Regions from separate parts of the Homo sapiens genome. Here region 1 is linked to region 2. The links are chromatin contacts, found by Hi-C or POLR2A ChIA-PET in ENCODE. All regions are on one chromosome and are shown on one strand. Each heading gives the region's core, a stretch centred on a gene start or an enhancer-like site at or near the end of the contact. The rest is flanking DNA. Distances are from core to core; before and after follow the strand shown.

Region 1 (2,828 bases), core at 7-2,506, 370 kb before region 2:
TCTCACCAGAAATACCCACAGAAACCAGTCCTACATGTAGGCAGGGCAAGAGCCAGACACAAAAGCCACACAAGTCAGCATCTTGAGCAAAAGAAATAATAGGGAGAATGCAAACTGAGGTTTATTGAGCTATTATTCTTTTATTTCACTTTAGTTCCACAAATATCATTATTCAGAGATAAAAACCCTAAGTCCTTCCTGCAAGACAATCTGAGTCTACTGAGCATTCACCAGTGTGGGTAAAGTGCACATTGTGAAGTACGTGTAGATCAGGGGAGCTCAGAGCAGATGCATCTAACTCCTAACTCAGACAGGAATCAGTGGCCAGGAGTTGTTCAGAGCCGGGAGGATGAAGGCAAAGGAGGAGCCTTGGACAGCCACTAGCTTTTTGGGTGGGTGACTGGGGATCCCTTAGAAAGACAAGACATACAAGAGGGAGGTCATGGTTGGAGGTGAGGACCTGAAGACTGTTTGAGTGTAGGACCACTGCTTTCAAATAGAGGGGATGTAGGGTACAGGAAAGGGCTAAATGTGCATGACTGAAGCCAGCCCAATTGTCCCTAGAACTGATGTTTATGGTTTCTTTTGAATAAACATAGAAATTCATCCTCCCAGTCTTGAAACTTGGGAAAGTTACATATATATAAACTTCCACTGAAGCACTAAACATTTATTTTATCTGAGTTCCTTTCTCAGAAAACCAAACATCAGCCCTCCCAGATAGTATCAAGGAACTGAAACTTACCAGATCACTGCATCTGGACAGTGAAACACCAGACCCCTCACCTGTCATGAGTGCCTAGCCAGCCACCTGCTTCCTGTTGACCAACTCCTCTTCCTTACCCCTCACTAATTCTTGTTTTCCCATACGTGGTTATAGTTCTTCCCTGCTATATAAACTTCTAATTTTAGTTAGTCAGGGAGATAGATTTGAGACCAATCACCCATTGCCTTGGCTGCAGCACCTAATTAAAGACTTCTTCCCTAGTCATACTCATTGTCTCAGTGATTGGCTTTCTGTGTGGCAAGCAGAAGGACCTAGAGTGAACCCCTGGCATTTCAGTAACATTACCTCAGTTAAATCTTATGCCATTCTTGGGAAGTGCTATGGTTAGGATATGGTTTGTTTGTCTTCACCAAATCTCATGTTGAAATTTGATTCCCCCGTGTGTCTGTGTTGAGAAGTAGGGTGTGGTGGGAGGTGTTTGGGTCATGGGGACAGGTCCTTCCTGAATATCTTGGTGCTGTCCTTGTGGCAGTGAGTGATTTCTTGCTCTGGTGAGACTGGTTTAGTTCTCACAGGAATGGATTAGTTCCCCCAAGAGTAGGTTTCTATAAATCCAGGATGCCCCTCTGGTCTGGTCCCTCTTCATGCTTGCTTCCCCTTTGACCTTCTCCTCCATGTTTCAATGCAGCACAAAAGCTCCACCAGAGGACAGTCTGGAGCCAAAAAAAAAAAAAAAAACCACGAGCTAAATAAACCTTTTTCCTTTATAAATTACCCAGCCCCGGGTATTCTGTTATAGCAATGCAAAACAGATTAAGACAGGAAGGAAGCATTATTTCCAATGCATAATGGTCAGAAGGGCTGAGGTTCAGAGAAATTTAGTAACTTACCCGAAGTTGCTCAGGCACTGAAATTTGAATGTGGAACCACCTTACATCAGCTTTTCTCACTAAGGAAAGCTGCTCTGACTCAAGAGAAAGAAAACCTAGTGTTTCTCATTGCCAGATAGTTCTGATTGCTACTTACTTTCTCATCTATTTCATATTATGATAATGTTTTCCTGGAATTGGATGATATAATACTAGAAATTGGAGATGTTTATTCACTACAAAGATTATATATGCAGGCTTCCTGTCATAATCAAGGGAAGTTGCTCACATCATTTACGATTTCCAGTCTTCTCTGTATATGATAATGCTTATTTTAGGAAATCTGTTTTTACTAAGCCTGCTGATCTTCAAAAGGAAAACAGGCAGAGGCGAGGACTGTGATATACTCTTTTGATATTTATCGAGTCTAGAGTCCACCTTAAATTAGTTTGCTGGGAAGCATTACATGTGATGAATGGTATAGTATTTAAATGATGCTGTGGATGTTTTTCCCTAATAATAAAGAAAATTACTCTAACACAACTATTTTGTTTCATTTCTTCATACAAAATTCATGTTTGAATTCCATCTTGGCCCTAAAATTTTAAATTTCCATAACAAGTTTTATACATTATTAAATTTTATACACCACTGCATTATGCTTTTGAAACTGATTGTACAATCTAATTAATTCAGAATATTAACTACAATTTCCATAAAATGAATAAGATAATGTTGATCTGGGTGAGATAGAGGGCTACAATAATCTTTTCCCCTCTCCCCAGCATCCCAATTGTGTACATATATTAAAAACCACTTCTCTGAAAGTCCCCAGTCCAATAACTGCAATGTGGAGGAACACAGCCAAGACCAAAAGTAAATTTAAAATACTTCCAAATAGACAAAATAACTGCTTTAAAAACTCGCACTTCATTCCTAGGCAAACCCTTCCAACCCTTTGTCAGAAGTTAGAACTCCATCTTTTTTAAGCCAGGATTTTCACATGAGTCATGCAATTTCTATATCCAAAGCAGATTAAAGATGAAATTAAAAGGTTAATGAGGGTAAAGTGGATGCCTAGAAACTGTCTCCCTGAGAAAAGCAAGTGTCTCTTGACAGTCTAATAACAATGGAGAGAGCAAACCTACCAAAAGTGGATACAAGAGTTCAGAGAGCATGGCAGGCTAGGGACTATTTATCTTAAGAGAAAATAGCCCTAGGTATGTCATCAG
Region 2 (2,741 bases), core at 189-2,688:
GACCTCCCCAAAGCCTATGATGGGGGAGGCTGAGCCACATACAAACCTCTTTAGCCCCAAGCACTGTTCCCGCTGGAGGGAAGTAAGGAAACAAGAGTCGGCCAGGAAGCTACAGGGTGACATGTTTAATTATGATAAGAGAGGCTGTGGGTAGATAACGTATCTGGCTGCCTTCAAATATTTAAAAAGCTATCTGGGGAAGAGAACCCAGACTGGTTTGTAGAGACTGGACGGCAGAACAGAGGCCGGCCAGTGGATAAATACTCCTGGAAAAGGTTTTAAGCAGTGAGAAAGGCAGTACTTTCTCACAGCCAGTGCCACCCAAACAGGAATCAGAGGCAGGGGAAAGGTGCTGATTTCCTATCAGTGAAGGTGTCTGAACACAGATTGGACACTTACTCAACTGGAATGGGTGCTAGAAGCCAGTTAAGCATGGGCGGAGCGGTTGGCTCAGTAGGCCCATTGCCTGGATTTTCCAAATTCAAAGGTTCTGTCCACGAGCTGGTTCAGAAAATAGGGTCATTCTACCTTAAGGGACTTTGCAAACGCAGGAGTCAGTGAAACATAGTGAGGGTTATGCCTGGATACCCAAAAAGGTGCAGAAATCGGCTGGGGCCCACCCCGACAGGGAAATAACCCATTGCCTCTGGGCTGCAAATTCTCTATTCGCTGACTCTTGGCCAGTACAAAGGGCCGCACTCCTGCCCTCTATGGGCGCGGGCAATTCCTAGGTGTGGAGTGCGGATGCATCTTGAGGGCTGCATCGGGGAACCTCCAAAGAAAAGATCCCTCTGGAGTTCAAAGTCGGTTCCTTCGATATTTCCAAAAAAGATAGGCGAACGCGGCATGGATGGGTCTAGGCTTCAGATGCCTGCAGCTGGGGCCCGAACTTGGCGGCGGTCTCCCTGCCGGCTCCGGGGCAGAGGTGGGAGGGGCCGCCTCCCCGCGCTAAGGTGCCGCAACCAGGGCCGCCGCCCGCCCTGCCCCGCCTGCGCCACCGCCGCCGCGCCCCCGGGCGCGTTCGGATTTCTCCAGCCATCTTGCCCCATTTCCCTTTCTCCGCGGAACCGCGCCGGGAGCGCTTCCGCTGCCCCCTCCGCCCGGCCCGCCTCCCCACCTGGCCCCCTCCCGGCCCCAGCGCACCTGCCGGGCGGCGAGAGCCGGCGCCGCCCGCCTCCCCGGCGGGCCCGCAACAAAGGCGGCGGCGGCGGCGGCGCAGCCTCGGCGCCCCCGCCTCTGCCGCGGCCCAGCCGCCCGGGACCCGGGGGAGGGGCCGCGCCGCCGCCGCCCCCGCCCGCGCGCACTCACCGCCGGGCCCAGCGGCCAGGGCGCGGGGTGGGGACGCGAGGGCTCCGGCCCGGCTGTCACAGCGCCATCCTTTCCGCCTCTCCGTCCTCCCGTGCGCGCGGCCCCTCGGGAGGGAGCGGGGAGGACACGTGGTGGGAGGAGGGAGGGTCCGGCCCGGAGCTGAGGGTGTTGGGAGGCGAGGGGAGGAGCGCGGCTGATGTCAGCAGGCCTCGGCGGCGCCGGGGGACGGCGCCCGCGCGAGCTCCGGGGCCCTCCTCTAGGCGCGGCTTCCGGCCGGTCCGGGCAGTCCCTGGCGGGCCTGGGTAGCCGTGCCCTCGGCCTTCCCCGCCCCGCCCGATGCAGGCCGCTTCCAGTGCTGCGTGTGACCTCGGCGTGGACGAGGCAGGAAGAGCCCAGATTGATTTTAACCGAGCGTAGCGTGGGCGCACAGTTCCATGTGCTCATTTGCAGTCACCAGCGGGTTGCACTTGCTTGGACGAGCTCTCCAGGCGTTCTCGCCGTGCTTCAGGCAATGAAAGGCTAGACCGGCAAGAGCGTGTAGGGGCATGAGGAGGGGTCTTTGGGGAAGAGTATTCGTATTCTGGCAGCGGGCTCCTGTCCAGAACTTCGTCATATACATGGAGAAGGAACTTCCTGATTTTTGTAGCTGTTGCTTAATATCCCAAGCATGTAATTCCTTGGATGAAGTGGGTGTATAGAAGGACCTTTCTTCTCCAAAACGTCCAAAGGAGTTGTTTACTCTCAGCTCTGTGGGCAATACAACAAAAGTGACCTGAGAAGCCCTGAAGCCCTTTTCATTCCAGAAAAAGATTCTGGGTATGGGTTTTTGTTGAGAACTTGTTGAAGAAAAAATTATTCTGACACTTGTTAAAACAGTAAGGAAGACTTTATACAGGGTTATTGCTATAGGTGTAAAGATGATCACACTGGGGGGAGAGATGAGGTCTAACACGGAATACAGTAAGGACAGCTGGGGATGTATAGCCAAGGAGCAGAACGAAGGGGTCAGTAGATGGAAAGTTACTGATACGAGACATCAAGCACCTAGAGGGATTCTTGCTGAACCCACTTAACAGGATTCTTGCTGAAGGCAGGCTAGGGCGATCAGATATCAAGGGTGGGGGAATGAGAAATTTGATCAGATATCCAGGGTGATCAGATATCAAGGGTGGTGATTTCTCTCTAACCTAACTTAGCAGGGTTCTTGCTAAAATAGAGCTGGGCAGGCCAAAGGTTCGGGGTGAGTGGTCAGGGGACCAGGGTGGAGGCCTGCTGAAGAAGAGGACTTAAGCCTGATTAAACTTTGGTCAAGGAAAGAGTCCGTCAAACTCTTCAGATTGTCTCTGAGACCTGAATATCTGTTGGAAAAGACCTGTCTTTCCAAGTTTTTGTGGCCACTACTACTTACATGTGAATTTTACTTCTCTCAGTCA

Evidence for each region. Hi-C counts contacts between places; a loop is a spot of excess contacts on that map. ChIA-PET counts read pairs that join two places held with the same protein, here RNA polymerase II (POLR2A). Pooled maps may share reads with other maps.
Region 1: a loop to region 2 is called in a map of psoas muscle, with 2.4 times the contacts of the local background. The contact joins the enhancer-like site here to the promoter of POGK in region 2. A Hi-C loop is called at or near these places in 1 of 168 maps with a recorded cell type or tissue (psoas muscle) and 1 of 50 pooled maps. POLR2A ChIA-PET finds 5 or more read pairs at or near these places in 3 of 52 experiments (B cell, activated CD4-positive, alpha-beta T cell and activated naive CD4-positive, alpha-beta T cell).

What each region holds. Positions count from the first base shown.
Region 1 is chr1:167,207,184-167,210,011 of GRCh38, reverse strand. No RefSeq gene overlaps it. Among named protein-coding and RNA genes, the nearest start is that of POU2F1-DT, 12 kb to the left of the region's middle. Within about 2 kb of position 1,256, at least 4 of the 41 ENCODE cell types and tissues checked have a DNase peak (open chromatin) inside an H3K27ac peak, as active enhancers do; they include B cell, where a contact is called at or near this core.
Region 2 is chr1:166,838,172-166,840,912 of GRCh38, reverse strand. POGK (pogo transposable element derived with KRAB domain) reads right to left here and starts at 1,438. Exons shown (of 6, transcript NM_017542.5): 1 at 1,309-1,438. RefSeq lists silencers at 913-1,152, 1,253-1,682.